Linked DNA regions of Homo sapiens: region 2 is linked to region 1. Evidence: read pairs that join two places in POLR2A ChIA-PET (ENCODE). Cell type or tissue: GM12878. All regions are shown on one strand.

Region 1 (8,000 bases):
CAAACTTTTCTAAAAACATCCAAACTACCTACCTTAGTTGGGATTAAACATATATTTAGTAACATTGAATCGGTTGACCAAAAGCCTACATGCAAGAGGATCTTCAGGATAAAGCAATGGAAGATTATTTGCAAACATCTCAAGGACTGACTTAGCTGATATAAAACTCAGCTGTTAAGAAGTTTCTGGGCTAGGCACGGTGGCTCATGCCTGTAATCCCAACACTTTTGGGAGGTCAAGGTGGGTGGATCACTTGAGGTCAGGAGTTCGAGGCCAGCCTGGGCAACATGGCGAAATCCTGCCTCTACTAAAAATACAAAAATTAGCCGGCTGTGGTGGCAGGTGCCTTGTAGTCGCAGCTACTTGGGAGGCTGAGACAGGAGAATCACTTGAACCTGGCAGGTGGGGGTTGCAGTGAGCCAAGATTACACCATCACACTCCAGCCTGGGACACAGAGCGAGGGACTGCCTCAAGAAAAAAAAAAAAAAAAAAAAAGGAAAAAGAAAAAAAAAAAAAGTTTCTGAAAGCCTTCTCAGAAGAGAAGGAAGAGAATAAGCAAGGGAACTTTTTTCTTACCAGAGCCAACAAGGACCTTCACACAGCAAATGTTCCTACTCTAAAGATATACAGGTTTAATTTTAATTCCAACCCACAGAAACTATTAGCTACAACGGAAAAAATGTCTAATGTACGTTTATGGCAAGACACGCTAGAAGTTTTCCTTAGTTTCAAGCATATGACACTGGTTTTGGCCATAGGTATAGAGTCAGAAATATTACTAGACTGTAATTCAAAACAGCATCCCTTCTAATCCTTGTGAACAGGTACAACAGTCACAGTTAAAAACAAGGAAGCTTCTATGCAAAGGTTAGGGCTCATCGTACAAGAGCTTTTTTTAAATGTCAAATTTATTTTTTAAAAAAGAAGGCCATTCCTATGCAGAAAGAAGGTCTAGGACAACATAATTTTTTTCTTTTTTTTTTCCTTTTTTTGAGACAGGCTCTCACTCTGTCACCCAGGCTGGAGTGCAGTGGTGCAATCACAGCTCACGGCAGCCTCGACTTTCTGGGCTCAAGCAATTCTCCTGCCCCAGCCTCCCAAGCAGCTGGGACTATAGGTGTGCACTGCCACGCCTGGCTAATTTTTCATTATTTGTAGAAATGGCAGTCTCACTATGTTGCCCAGGCTGTTCTAGAGCTCCTGGACTCAAGCAATCCTCCTGCCTTGGCATCCCAAAGTGCTGGGATTACAGGTGTGAGTCACTGTGCCTGGCCCCTTAAAATACATATTCTAAAAGAAGAAAAAGTTGGAGGTTTTTTTGTTTTTTACATTTACGTTGTAGTGTTCTGGCAGGGAAAGATAAAACAGGAAGGGAAGGGGGACTAAAAAGTCAGGTAGGCTAAGTACTGGGAGAATGGAGCAAAGGAACCTCGACAAGTTAGAACAGCCTATCAACAGCTAACATACAGGGTCCGAAAAAGGGCTTGAAGTTCACATGAAAGGCAATATAGTATAGTGGTAAAGAGCACAGATTCTTAACCCAGGCCAGCTGGGTACAATCTTAGCCGTAAAATGGGATAAGAGCACCCATCTCACATAGTTGTTGCAAAGAATAAGAGTTAATATACGTAAGGAGCTTGGTACACGGTCTGCCACACTGCAATGTTGTGATTTATAATAAATATATATTTGGTCTTTGTCTTCACTCCTGGCACCGAGGTCCTAAAATTGGACCTTGAAATTTCCTAAGAATAACAAAGGTAAAAGGAGTCGTCTTTTGTTATTCATAACAGGTCCCTTTCAACCAAACCTGAGTTTATGTTAATGAGCTGACTTTGGAAAGCCCTTATGGATGAGGGCTGGCTGCCAGGGAAAACAATCATGTGTTAGAGGATTAGAACTTGCAGCCCCACCATACTCTGACTTCTGGGGATGCAAGAGGGGCTGGAGATTGACCTACTCATCAATGGCCAATGATGTCATTAATCATGCCTACATGATGAAGACTCCATAGAAACCAAAAAGGACAGGGTTTGGAGAGCTTCCAGACTGATAAACCCAGATGGTGCTCTGGGGGTCGTATGCCCAGAGAAGGCATGGGAGCATCACATAACCCCCTCATAGCTCACCCTATGCTTCTCTCCCATTTGGCTGTTCCTGAGTTTTATCCTTTATAATAAATTGACAAATTTAAGTAAAGGGCCTTCATAAGTTCTGTGAGTCGTTCTAGCAAATGATCCAACCTGAGGAGAGGCTTGTGGAAACCTCTGATTTGTAGCCAACTCAGACAGAAGTTGTGGATAACCTGAGGACCCACCACTATCGATCGGCATCTGAAGTTCAGGGAAATCTTGTGGGCCTGAGCCCTTAACCTGTGGGGGTCTGCACTAACTCCAGGGAATTAATGTCATAATTGAGTTAAATTGTAGAATATCCAGTTGGTGACCAGATGGTTGGAGAATTGGTTGTTGGTGAGGGAAAAAAAAAAACAAAACCTACACATCTGATGTCATCAGAGGTGGAGTGTTGAAAGGAGTAGTAGAGTACAGAAAAAAACAAAACAGGCCAGGCACGGTGGCTCACGCCTGTAATGCCAGCACTTTGGGAGGCCGAGGTGGGCGGATCACAAAGTCAGAAGATCGAGATCATCCTGGCTAACAAGGTGAAACCCCGTCTCTACTAAAAATACAAAAAAAATTAGCTGGGTGTGGTGGCGGGCACCTGTAGTCCCGGCTTCTCAGGAAGCTGAGGAAGGAGAATGGCGTGAACCCAGGATGCGTAGGTTGCAGTGAGCCAAGATCATGCCACTGCACTCCAGCCTGGGCGACAGAGTGAGACTCTGTCTCCAAAAAAAAAAAAAAAAAAAAAAAAAACCAGTGTCTGTCTTTCCTCTTCATGCACTGTAAACTCTAAGTGTTAGCTATTATCATTTTAAATATATTTATTTTTGCTGGAATTCTTACAAAATCCACTTAGAATTCGATATTCTAGACATATGTCTCTTTTATGTTTTCGTGATTTTTGTTTTGGAGGCTTTTGGTGGTGGTGGTGGTGGTTTTGTTTTTGGGGTTTTTTTTTTTTGAAGCAGGGTCTCACTCTGTTGCCCAAGCCAGAGTGTAGTGGCAGGATCTTGGCTCACCGCAACCTCTGCCTCCCGGTCTCAAGGGATGCTCCTGCATGATCTCTTTTAATAAAGTTAGTCTAATCTGTGCTTAAGGGAAACAATAAAAAAGATGTGTCCACCTGTGAGGCAGAATTTTAAATGGAAAACTACCCCTGAGTTTAGGCTTGGTGGGACCCGAAAAATGAGTGAGGATGGGTACATGGCGTAGAAGGAAATTTGAGGATAAAACTCAGGGCCACCTATAGAGATGGTCCTTCTCACTTAGAGACTACCCTCTAGAACTCTTCTCAAACCTTGGAGGGTTTTGTGTAATATTTCATTTAGTCAGCTCACTTCTTGGAAAGAGATCAGGGTTGAGAGATGAAGGCGATGTTGTTTTAGCGTTACCTACCAGTGCTGCCCTCTCTTCTCATGCTTGCTTACTTCCTTCAGGAGTCATTTTAACTCCAACCTCCTTGTGTCCAAACTGGCTCAAAGCACTCCAAAGTGGAGGTGAAAGGCAATCACGCTGATTTGTTATACCCAATTTGAGACATTTTTCTGTTGTACATAAAAGCAAAAAAGAAATAAAAGCAATAGAATGTTCCATAAACTTAAAAAAAATGTTATAACAATCACACCCACTCATGGGTTCTGAAAAGCACAATAATGGAGTCAGGCTAGTACAAACGCCTAAGAGCAAAGTCTGAGTGAAAGTGATCAATCTAGTTTCACTTTGGAAACTGGATAGAAACTAGCAACGGAAGTCAGACTCTATGAGGTAATTTTTGCAATAGTTGTTGGCCTTATAATTAATAAGAGATAAGATAATTTTAACCTAAAGGTCATTTTAAGCTTACAACAACTAGAGATAATTTTATTATAAGTTTTAAAAACTAACTTTATTGAACTTCAATTCAGACACAATAAACTTCACCTAGTGTACAATTCAAAGCGTTCTGACAATTGCATATGCCTGTATAACCACGACAATAAAGAGATATATTTTCATCCCTAGGGTTTTCTTGTGTCCCTTTGTATTCAATTTCTCCTTCCACTTCCAGCCCCAGGCAATCACTGATCTGCTGTCACTCTAGAGAAACCTGAATTTTTTTCCTCACACAATTTAAAAAATTGAGATACAATTCACATACTATAAAATTCAACCATTCAAAGTGCATAATTCCATAGTTTATCGCAACTAATTCCAGAACATTTTCATTGCCCCAAAAATAAACCCTGTATCCATCAGCAGTCACTCTCCATTTCCTGTTCTGGACATTTCATTTAAATGGAATCACACAATATGTGGCCTTTTATGTCTATGTCCTTTCATTTGGAAAATGTTTTTAAGGTTCATCATTTTTTTTTTTAAGACGAGTCTCGTTCTGTCACCCAGGCTAGAGTGCAAGTGGCTTGATCCCCGTTCACTGCAACCTCCATCTCCCAGGTTCAAGCGACTGTTGTGCCTCAGCCTCCCGAGTAGCTGAGACTATAGGCACATGCCACCAGCCTGGCTAATTTTTCTGTATTTTTAGTAGACATAGGTTTCGCCATGTTGCCCAGGCTGGTCTCAAACTCCTGGGCTCAAGCGATCCACCTGCCTTGGCCTCCCAAAGTACTGGGATTATAGGCATAAGCCACCACACAAGGCCAAGGTTCATTCATTTTATAACATATATCAACAGTGATTTCTTTTTATGAGTGAATAATATTCCATTGTATGGATATACCATATTTTGTTTATTCATCAACTGAAAGACATGTGGGTTGTTTCCACTTTTTAGCTATTTTGAAAAAGCTGCTATGAACATTTGTCTGTGTAAAAATACACAGACAAATGTTTTCAGTTTTCTAGGATATATATCTAGAAGTAGAATTGCTAGGTCACAGGATCTATGTTTAACTTTTTGAAAAGCTGCCAAATTGTAGTTTTTAAACTTTTCATTCTGAGATAATTATAGATTCACATAATAAGAAATAATAAACAGCTCATGTATAAACTTTTCATTCTGAGATAATTATAGATTCACATAATAAATAATACAAAGAGCTCATGTATCCTTTACTCAGTTCCCTCCAATGATAACATCTTGCAAAACTACAGTACAATATTACAACCAGAATACTGGCACTGTTAGTCAACATACACATTTCCATCACCCTGAGGATCCCTCATGTTGACCTTTTATAGCCACATCTACTTTCAGCCCCACACCATCCACAGGCCCTGACAATATGAAGAACCAATCTGTGCTTCATATCTATAATTTTGTCATTTCAAGAATGTTATATAAATAGAATCATACAATAGGTAACATTTTAGGATTGGCTTTTTTCACTCAGAGTAATTCTCAAGAGTCATTCAGGGTGTTTTATTTCTAAAACGTTTAAAGTTTGCCCCTTTTTAAAAGTTGCTGAGCAGTATCCCACAGCCTGAATTAATTAATTAATTAATTAATTATGAGACAGAGTCTCACTCTGTCACCCAGGCTGGAATGCAGGGGTGCAATCTTGGCTCACTGCAACCTCTGCCTCCTGGGTTCAAGCAATTCTCCTGCCTCAGCTTCCCAAGTAGCTGGGACTATGTGTGCCCGCTACCACGCCTGGCCAATTTTTGTATTTTAGTATAGATAGGGTTTTACCATGTTGGCCAGGCTGGTCTCCAACTCCTGATCGCAAGCGATCCACCCACCTTGACCTCACAAAGGGCTGGGATTACAGGCATGAGCCACCACACCCGGCCTCAAATGAATTTTTGGGATGGTACAAGGTAAGAGTCAATGTTCCCTCTCTCTCTCTCCTTTTTTTTTTTTTAAGACGGAGTCTTGTTCTGTTGGCCAGGCTGGAGTGCACTGGCACAATCTCGGTTCACTGCAACCTCCGCCTCCCAGGTTCAAGCGATTCTCCTGCCTCAGCCTCCTGCGTAGCTGGGATTACAGGCGCACGCCACCACGCCCAGCTAATTTTTGTATTTTTAGTAGAGACGGGGTTTCACCATGTTGGTTGGCCAGGATGGTCTCGATCTCCTGACTTCGTGATCCACCCACCTCGGCCTCCCAAAGTGTTGGGATTACAGGCGTGAGACACTGCACCCAGCCCTCTCTTAATTTTTTTAACATACAGATAGCCAGTTCTTTCCTGATTTGTAAGTTTTTATTTAAACCAGAGTTAGAAAAATAATTAAAATAACACTACCTCTAAACACTCAAAACCACTGCTATGACATAATCCTGCCATTTCAGTAGAACAGAAAATCCCCACGCCTTCCCCTCAGCTCGGAGGGCACAGGACTGGGCAGCAAGCTCCACCAGTTTGTAGAAGGAGTTCAACTTCCAGACAGCAGGGAAATGCCTTTCTCTGAAGTTATTACATGAGTTCACACTGAAGGGAAAGAAGAAAGTGAGCCTTATCATTTTCCCAAGATGCTGTGAGATGTGTTGGATTTACTCTCACTCATAATTGTGCAGGATGGTTGTTTTGTTTTGTTTTGAGGCAGGGTCTCACTCTGTCACCCAGGCTGGAGTGCAGTGGTGTGGTCTCAATTCACTGCAACCTCTGCCTCCAGGGTTCAAGCAATTCTCCTGCCTCCGCCTCCCGAGTAGCTAGAGTCACAGGTGTGCACCACCATGCCTTGCTAATTTTTGTATTTTTAGCAGAGATGGGGTTTCATCATGTTGGCCAGGCTGGACTCCAACTCCTGACCTGAAGTGATCCGCCCCCCTCAACCTCCCAAAGTGCTGGGATTACAGACGTGAGCCACTGTGCCTAGCCACAGGTATGTTCGGGATGGTTTCAACCAACATCAATAGAACCAACTAAGAATAGATGGCCTTCAGCAACACAGAGGGGTAGCACAGGAGTTCCAAAGATCAGTAGTTTGAAAATCAGGTCACAGGGAGTCCACGCTATATGATCTTGGGTAAGTCACTTAACATTCTTAGCCCCCCGTCTGTTCACCTGTAAAACCAAGGTTTGTTATCAGGTCATGTCTAAGATCCTTCCCAGTTAAACATTCTAGAATGCCAAAAATAAGCCTATTTGTTCTTTCTTTGAAAAATGAAGAAAAATGGCAAAAAAAAAAAAAAGTTGTCAAATTGTGAACGTTTATCTAACACAGAGAACTATACCAGGAGCAGGTTTTCTTTTTTGTTTCCTGTTTTACCCTATTCTTCCATACTAATTAGACATCATATAAATCCCACATATAAATCCAACACATCTCATAGCATCTTGGGAAATAAAAATAAAATATCTTTTGGAACTGAACTTCTCAACTTTAATATGCATGTGACAATCTTTTTTTTGAGATAGGGTCTCACTTTGTGGCCCAGCTGGAATACCGTGGTGCAAACACGGTTCACTGCAGCCTTGACCTCCCAAATTCAAGTGAGCCTCCCACTTCAGCCCCCTAAGTATCTGGGACTACAGGTGTGTATCACCATGCCTGCCTAATTTTTGCATTTTTTGTAGAGATGAGGTTTCACCATGTTGCCTAGGCTGGTCTCAAACTTCTGACATCAAGCAATCTGCCCACCCTGGCCTCCCAAAGTGTTGGGATTACAGCTGTGAGCCACTGCACCCGGCAAATAATCTTTTTAAAACAGATTGTGATTCCGCAGGTCTGAGGTGGCGTCTGAGATTCTGCATTCCTAATAGGCTTCCAGGTGATACAAAGGCTGCCAGACCTTGGAACATACTTTGAGTAGCAAGGTATTAGAAGAATACGGACATAGTATCTGTTTGAGTAACCTAATTAATGTTGATACCTAAGTTTTCAGTACTTTACATAACCAAATAAATTAGTCTTATGGCACTGATTTGAGGAATATAATCTTATCGATTCCCAAGAGAATATACTAAGAAAACAGTTCAAAAAATCAAGTTTAATTAATA
Region 2 (8,000 bases), 100 kb before region 1:
GATTCACCCCTTAACCTGTCTCAGCCCTGGGTCAGAAGAGAAGCCTCCCGCCTGGCCAGGCTTCACCTACCTTAGCCAAATTGTAGCCAGACAGACAGTGCCCCCTGACCTCAAAAAAGGAGGTCAAGCTGAAATGGCCCTGACCCTGACCGTGTGTCCAAAACCCCAGCGTGAGAGCCAGGGCTGCTTCTTGACAGCTGCTCTCCTCTGCCCTGCGTGGCACTGAACCAGGAGTAAGGGCTTCTCTGTTCTAGCCTCCCAGGGAAGGGAAAAAGCAGGGGCTGTGATTGTCAAGACTCACAACCATGTGGAGAGGCCGAATCACGCAGGAGAGCCACGCATTGGAGTACCCTGGCTCCCAGCCCCTTCCCCACCCCGTCTTGAGCCAGAGAGCTACAAGCAGGAATCCCAGTGCAGCTGCAAATCATGGCCATCGAGGAAGTCTGTGGAGAAGAGGCTGGGGGCTGTGGTGCTGAGGGGGGCTAGGCTCAGCACGGGACCACCTGACGACAGCTCCAGCCAGTCCATGCTGTCCAGGTGGCCATCAGCCAGGTCCAGGCCCATGGTGCTGCTGGGCTCAGGAACAAAGTGCAATTCCGAGGTGTCCATGGGTGACGGGGGGTGGTCCAGGATGGCAGTGCTGCTCAGCATCTGGCTATGGAGGTCGTCAATGAGGGAAAGGGGCTCTGGCCCGTCATGCCCACTGGTCAGCAGGGGCAGCCCCGTGCTGCTCTCCAGGAAGTCCTCCAGGCGTCCAGGGAGGGAGGGTGAGCCTGGAGGAGGTGGGGCAGCCTGGGGGAGCTCAGCAGAAGGTGATGGCTGTGCTGCCAGGGGGGACCCACAGACTGTCTTCGGGGATGGCTTCTCCTTCCCTGGCAGGGATGGCGGCTCCTTGAAATCTGCTGAAATTTCTGCCAATCAATCAAGAGAGTAAATGGATATCAGAAGCCAAGCCTGTATATCTACATGCAAAAGAATGAAGGTGGACCCCCCAACGTCACACCATTTACAAAAATAAAACGGATCAAAGACTTACTTAAATGTAAGAGCTAAGACTATAAAACTCTTTAAAAATATTTGCAAATCACATATTTGATAAAGAAGTGATATCCGGAATACACAGAGAACTTCTAAAACTCAACAACAAAAAACCAAACTTGACTCAAGAATAGGTAAAAGAAAGATTTGAACAGACATTTTTCCAAAGATGATATACAAATGGCCAACAGCACATGAAAAGAGCTCAATATCACTAGTCATGAGGGAGACCACAGTGAGATACACCTCAAACCCACTGGAGTGGCTACTGTAAAATTAAATTTTTAAGAAAGTATTGGTGAGGATACAGAGAAACTGGAGCCCTTGTGCCCTGTGGTAGAAATGCAAAATGGTGCAGCTGCTATGAAAAACAGTATGGAGGTTCCTCCAACACTTACTTACTTAAAAATAGAATTACCATATGATCTAGCAATTCCACTGCTGGGCATATACCCAAAAGAATTGGAAGCAGGGTCTCAGGTATTTGTACACAGGTGTTGATAAGTGCATTCACAACAGTAGAATGTGGAAGCAACCTATGTCCATCAATGGATGAAGGAAGTGATACTATGCTTAGTGCAACAGCCTGTCACAAAAGACAATTCATGATTGCACTTAGTCAAAATCATAGAGACAGAAAGTAGAATGGCAGTTGCTACAGGCTGGCGGAAGGGCCAAATGGGAAGTTACTGTTTAATGGGGATAGTTTCAGTTTTACGAGATCAAAAGAAAGGGAGATGGATGGCAGTGATGGCTGTACACATTATGAATGTATTTAATACCACTGAACCATACACTTAAAAATGGTTAGTTACAATGGGCTGGGTGCAGTGGCTCACGTCTGTAATCCCAGCACTTTGGGAGGCCAAGTGGGGTGGATTACTTGAGGTCAGGAGTTCGAGACCAGCCAGGCTAACATGGTGAAACCCCGACCTCTACTAAAAATACAAAAATTAGCCGGGCACGGTGGTGCACGCCTGTAATCCCAGCTACTCAGGAGGCTGAGGTAGGAGAATGGCTTGAACCCGGGAGGCGGAGGTTGCAGTGAGCCAAGATTGCACCACTGCACTCCAACACTGGGAAACAGAGTGACACCCTGTCTCAAAAAAAAAAAAAAAAAAAAAAAAAAAGGTTATGATGGGTTGGGCACAGTGGCTCACACCTGTCATGCCAGCACTTGGGAGGCTGGGACAGGAGGATTGGCTTCAAGCCAGGAGTTTGAGAGCAGCCTGGGCAACAAGGCAAGACCCCATCTTTATCAAAAAACAACAACAAAAAAAGGTAAATTTTAGGTGTATTTTACCACAATTTTTTTTTTTTTTTTGAGACTTGAGTCTCACTGTTGCCCAGGCTGCAGTGCAGTGGGGCAATCTTGGCTCACTGCAACCTCCGCCTCCCGTTTTCAAGCAATTCTCCTGCCTCACCCTCCTGAGATTACAGGCACGTGCCACCATGCCTGGCTAATTTTTTCACCATGTTGGTCAGGCTGGTCTCGAACTCCTGACCTCGTGATCCGCCTGCCTTGGCCTCCCAAAGTGCTGGGACTACAGGTGCCCGCCACCATGCCCGGATAAATTTTTTGTATTTTTTAGTAAAGACGGGGTTTCACCATGTTAGCCAGGATGGTCTCGATCTCCTGACCTCGTGATTTGCCTGCCTCAGCCTCCCAAAGTGCTGGGATTACAGGCGTGAGCTACCACGCCCAGCCGATTTATCACAATTTTTAAAAAATCAAAAAAAATGTGCAAAGGACTTGGCCATTCTCCAATAGAAGATACACAAATGGTCAGGCAGCACATGAAAAGATGTTCCACGTCACTAAATGACAGAAATGCAAACTAAGATACCACTTCACACCCATTAGGATGGCTTGTATCAAAAAATTGAAAATAAGAAGTGCTGGTGAGGAGGTGAAGAAACTGGAACCCTTGTGCATTGCTAGTGTGAATGTAAAACGTTACAGCTGCAGTGGACACAGTTTAGTGATTCCTCAAAAAGTTAAACACAGAAGTTACCATATGAGGCGGGGTGCGTTGGCTCATGCGTGTAATCCTATCACTTTGGGAGGCCGAGGCGGGCAGACTGCCTGAGCTCAGGAGTTCAAAACCAGCCTGGGCAACACAGTGAAACCCCGTCTCTACTAAAAAACACACAAAAAATTGGCCGGGCGTGGCGGCGGGTGCCTGTAGTCCCGGCTACTCGAGAAGCTGAGGCAGGAGAATTGCTTGAACCCCAGAGGCAGAGGTTGCAGTGAGCCAAGATCGTGCTACTGCACTCCAATCTGGGCAACAGACTCCGTCTCCAAGGAAAAAAAAAGAAGAAATTACCATATGATCCGGCAATTCCAACCCTAGGTTTATGCCCAGAACTGAAAGCAGGGACTCAAGACAGACACTTGTACACTGACATTCACAACATCCAAAGGGTGGAAACAGCCCAGGTGTCCAGCCACAGATGAATGGATGAAGAGAATGTGGTGAATCCACACTACAGGGTATGATTCAGCCTTTAAAAAGAGTGAAATTCTGACACATGCTGCAACACAGATGGACCCTGAGGACATTATGCTGAGTGAAATAAGCCAGACACAGAAGGACAAACTGAGTCTACTTCTGTGAGGTCCCCACGACAGGCAAATCCATAGAGAAAGTGGGATGGGGACTGCCAAGGGCTGGAGTTGGGGAGAATGGGGAGTTACTGTCTAATGGGTACAGTTTCCTTATGGGGTGATGAAGTTCTGGAGCGGATAGGGGTGACAGTTGCACAACACTGTGAATGGACCTAATACCTCTGATTGTACATTTAAAAAATGATTAGAATGGCAAATTTTATTATCTCACCACAACTAAAAAAAGAATTATGCAAAAACCAGGCCTGCTCCCCAACCCTGTGGGTTCTGGCCCCCCCTGTCCTGGCAGAATGCACTCTTTGCCCTGCAGCCGCTCTCACCAGGCAAGGAGGTCGCTGCCTGCCCAGCTGCCACCACCTGCCCAGACCTCTCTCCTCAAACACCTGCTTCTGGCATCACTGCCACCTCTTGGGCCACTTTTCAGTGTCCCTTTGGCGGCAGGCAGCACCCACACCCACCATCTCCCTTTCTCTGCCATCCCTTAGAAGCTAGAGTTCAAAGCCTGTTCCCTTTTCCTTCTTGAACAATATCTCTGGGGTAGCACCTCCTTCCCTTGGAACCTCCTGAAGCTCACGCCAAGGCCTCGCTCCTGAGCGCCCAGCCCAGCCGTCCTCACAGCGGGTCCCATACCTGCCGCCTCAGTGCCACCTGCACTGGTGAGAGATGCGCCTCAGACCCCAGGGACCCAGGGATTCTCCCTAGGGCTTGAGAATTACAGACCTCACAGGAACACCAGTGACTGAGCTCTTGTCTTAAATTGAAATAAAATTCACACAACATCACATCTACTCTGGTAGAGCTGTGGTTCCAGGCTGAGCTCCCACTTTGCCTGCACCCCTCAGCCGCTCCTCCTCCTCCTGAAGCCACTGAGACACTCAAAGAGAAGTCCACGCTCACCACCCAGCATCGGCACCACAGGCCCAGACTTCTTGCCTGCTGCCGCCAGTGAGCTCCTCCCCAGGACCATCTCGGGGTCATCTGGGATCTTCTACTCCCAGCTGGGTCCCCTCACACAGACGCGCGCTATTTCCTGCCCAGCATCTGCCCTACCTCCTTCTTCCCCTCTGCAGGGGAACCTCCCAGAGAGCTCTCTACGGCCACCCCCACCCTGCTCCCAGGCCTCTCATGGACTTCCTGTTGTGCCCATGATGCCTACCTTCCGTGTCCAGGCCTCGGTCCTCAGCTCCCTTGGTCACGGCTGGATTCCAGGACACCGCACCCTGCCACTACTTGTCCTCCCGACCCCCAAGGCTGGGCTTAGCCCCAACCTCTGCTCCCCCACCTCACACCCTCGGCAGCCTCCCAGCTCCAACTGCCAATCTAGATGTGACAACACTCCAACTCCTACCTCCAGCCCAGACCTCTCTCACAAATGCCACTTGATGTCAACTGTCCCTGTGAACCCTCCATTCGGTCTCGTGACACACCCCATCAGGGACCGCGCAATGTGGTCCCACACGTGCCCCCTCCCCAGCTCACCCCATCAATGGCCACTCCACCCTGGCCCTTTAGGCCACAGCCCTTGAAGTCATCCTTGGCTGTTCCTTCCCTCTCCCCCCACTTCATCCATAAAGACACCAACCTGGCTCTCTCCAAATGGGGCTGATTCCAGCCGCTCCTCTGCCCGCCACTGCTGCCTGCTGGGCCAAAGCCCAGCTCTCCAGTCGCCCCCCAACCTGGGGCTCCCTGCTTCTGCCCTTGCACGGCTACTATCGCCTGGGTCCTGCATCAGACCAGGCCTTTTCTGCTCAAGGCTGTGCGATGGCTTCCCACACAATGGAGCCAAAGCCACCCTGCCCTGGTGCCCAGGAGGCCACGCATGATCTGGCCATGAAGGCCTTCTTCCCCTTTCCTCAACTCCACTCCAACCCGCCAGGTACTCCCGAGGCCGCACAGATGCACACAGCTGCCCCTGCTCACAGGAGACATCCTGGACCTTCCCCACCAGGCTCCCCAGACCTCTCCCTCTCCTCCATTTTTGTCCTAAGGCTCCTCTCGGATCTTCCATATGATCTGCTTATTTCTTATATTTGTTGTCCACCTCCCCAGGCTGCACTGTGAGCTCCACAAGGGCAAATGTCTCTTCTGTTCGTTGGGAGGCGAGGGCCTTGGGGCAGTGCTTCCAGCTGAAGGACGGCACCTTCCCTGGTCCTCTCGCCCAGGCCTTGGAGACGGGAGGGCTCACAGCCACCACTGCATCCACAGTGCTTGCCCAAGACTGGTCACGCACGGAAGCATTCAATAAAAACAAACCAACCCAGGGCTAGAGACACCTATGAACAGAGAAGGCCGTCAGGGAGGCAGCAGGGGACCTGGGGTTACCTCCGCTCTGAATGAGAATGTCAAACAGGTCGTCCATCTGCTGGCTTGAGGAACCATTTTCCTGTGGGACAAAGGAAAAAAAAAAAAGAGATAAAAATCTTGAATGGGGGCTCCCAGCCCGAACTACGAATGAGGCCCCTCCCTCTGCCCCAGAATAAGCAGCCAGATCCACAGGACCCATGGGCGTGCCCGGACTCCTGGAGCCCGTCCCCTAACAACCCACTCCCCAAGGCCTCTCTGACCCTGAAGCTGGGCTTCGCCTGCCCCCTATTCCTCCGGGTGGGGCTGTAGGAGCCTCAGCCCAGCAGCCTAGGGCAGCTGCCAACACTAGCCAGGCCTAGCCCGCCTTCCTCACCTGCTGTTTGGGCTGCTGGCTCATGGCTTCCTCATAGCCAGGTGGTTCCTTCTTCAGCAGAGAAGTGGGGGTCCCAAAGAGGGGCTGCAGTGGGTGCTCCAGGTCCATCTGGGCAGAGGGGGCAGGCGCTGGAGAGCCAGGCTGGGACGAGGGCTGGACAGGAGAGCAGGGAGAGGACCAGTGGCCAGGGGGCTGGGGGTGCAGACCTGCCTTGTAGGGGGCGGGGGGCGGGGATAGGGCCAGGGCCTCTCACACTCTAGGAGGGAAGATGGGAGGCACTGGCTTTTAGGGAGCTTTCATGAAAGCCACTAGGTAGGAAGGAATACAGGATGGGGGGCCCTCAACCCTGCAGGGGGTGCCTGGCCCCTTGAGGTTTGGGAGAGGTCTCTGGGCTGGGCTGGTCACCCCCTGAGATTTCTGCAGCTTCTTTCTCTGCTTGGGGCTGCTCAGGGACCCCTGTCTCCTATCCTGAGGTACCTGTTCCTGTCACTGTCTTCTCTACCCCCAAGTTCTGCAGGACCACGAGGCTACATAAAGCCTTAGGGCAGCCTCACCTGTGGCCTGGGCTGAGAGAGGGTCTGCTGAGGGAGCTTTCCGCTGCTGACACCTTGGTGGGGACAGCTAGCCTCTCTGAGGAGAGGACCCTGAGCTGGATCCTGGCCAGAGGACCCCACAGCCTCTCCCCGGGGCAGGCTACCTCTGACCTTCACTGGCCACTCCCCACAGAGCAGCACTAGGGCAGGCCCAGCCTGGGTACGGGCTGCTCAGGAGTCCTGCTGCTGAGGTGCCGAAATGTTCTAGTCTCAACAGCCAGAGAGGTGGGGAGCTCACCAATGGCTCCGCCCTACAGCTAGGGGGTCTGAGGCAGGTCCCTTAACTTTCCTAAGTCTCAGTACCCCCCTGGTGAAGGAAGATTAAATGAAGCAAACACAAAATGTCCAGCACGAGGGGTCCCCTGGCCCAAGAGGGCTGTAGCGAGACGCTCTTCCCACCCTCCTCTGGGCCCTGCCCGGTTCCTCCCATACCCAGGTACCTGCTGGGGGCTCCCACTGGACAGGCCAGGGCTGTCTGCATTCTTATTGGTCACGGTGAGGACAAGGTGGGTCCCTGTGGAGTCGGTGATGAGGGTGGGAGGTGCAACCCCCTTGATGAGGCTGGGGCCCTGAGGCCCCAGAAGCAACTGGGGGGCGGGGACCGGCTCGGGCTCAGGCTGCAAGGCTTCCTGCTTCACCACCACGGACGGGGGCCCCGGGGCCACAGCACAAGGGTCTATGTGGTTGGTGGCTGGGGCCGCCAGGCTGGGGTTGAATGGGTGAGCGGGGCCCAGGGGCTGCTGGCTCAGCTGGCAGCTGGAGAAGCTGTTCTCCTGCTTCACGGGGGTGCCGAGGGGGGCGGGGGCGGGGGCGGGCTGCTGGGCTCGCTTCTCCTGCTCCAGCTGCAGCTTGAGCCGCTCCACCAGCTGCTGCTTCTGCCGGAGCATGCGCGTCAGCGCCTCGATCTGCTTGTCTTTCTCCTGCAGCATCTGGTCCTTGTCGCGCCCCTCTAGCTCCGCCCGCCCCCCAGGGCTCAGGCAACAGGACCCGGCCCGGGGGCCCTCCTCCTTCACGAGGATCTGCAGTGGCGAGGCCTGCAGGGTCAGCTGCGTCAGAGGTGATG

The links. ChIA-PET counts read pairs that join two places held together with the same protein. Peaks named below come from ENCODE experiments on the same cell type or tissue, not always from the same donor. Only the 100,000 strongest peaks of a DNase experiment are listed, where the experiment ranks them.
Region 2: POLR2A ChIA-PET joins it to region 1 with 5 read pairs; 4 of 35 experiments call an interaction of 5 or more read pairs at or near these places.

What each region holds. Positions count from the first base shown.
Region 1 is chr22:40,515,948-40,523,947 of GRCh38, forward strand. All of the region lies in intron 3 of MRTFA (myocardin related transcription factor A), which reads right to left. MRTFA-AS1 (MRTFA antisense RNA 1) reads left to right here and starts at 5,853. Exons shown (of 4, transcript NR_109965.1): 1 at 5,853-7,026; 2 at 7,419-7,493; 3 at 7,578-7,771. In GM12878, no CTCF peak of the experiment used is centred here; a DNase peak (open chromatin) is centred at 3,829; H3K4me3 peaks cover 703 bases; H3K27ac peaks cover 1,312 bases.
Region 2 is chr22:40,410,997-40,418,996 of GRCh38, forward strand. It overlaps MRTFA (myocardin related transcription factor A), which reads right to left. Exons shown (of 15, transcript NM_020831.6): 12 at 7,378-8,000; 13 at 6,345-6,497; 14 at 5,990-6,050; 15 at 1-911. The coding sequence ends at 394. Among named protein-coding and RNA genes, the nearest start is that of SGSM3, 44 kb to the left of the region's middle. RefSeq lists a silencer at 1,530-1,629 and enhancers at 3,260-3,409, 4,290-4,689, 5,395-5,894. In GM12878, no CTCF peak of the experiment used is centred here; a DNase peak (open chromatin) is centred at 1,685; H3K4me3 peaks cover 1,587 bases; H3K27ac peaks cover 3,610 bases.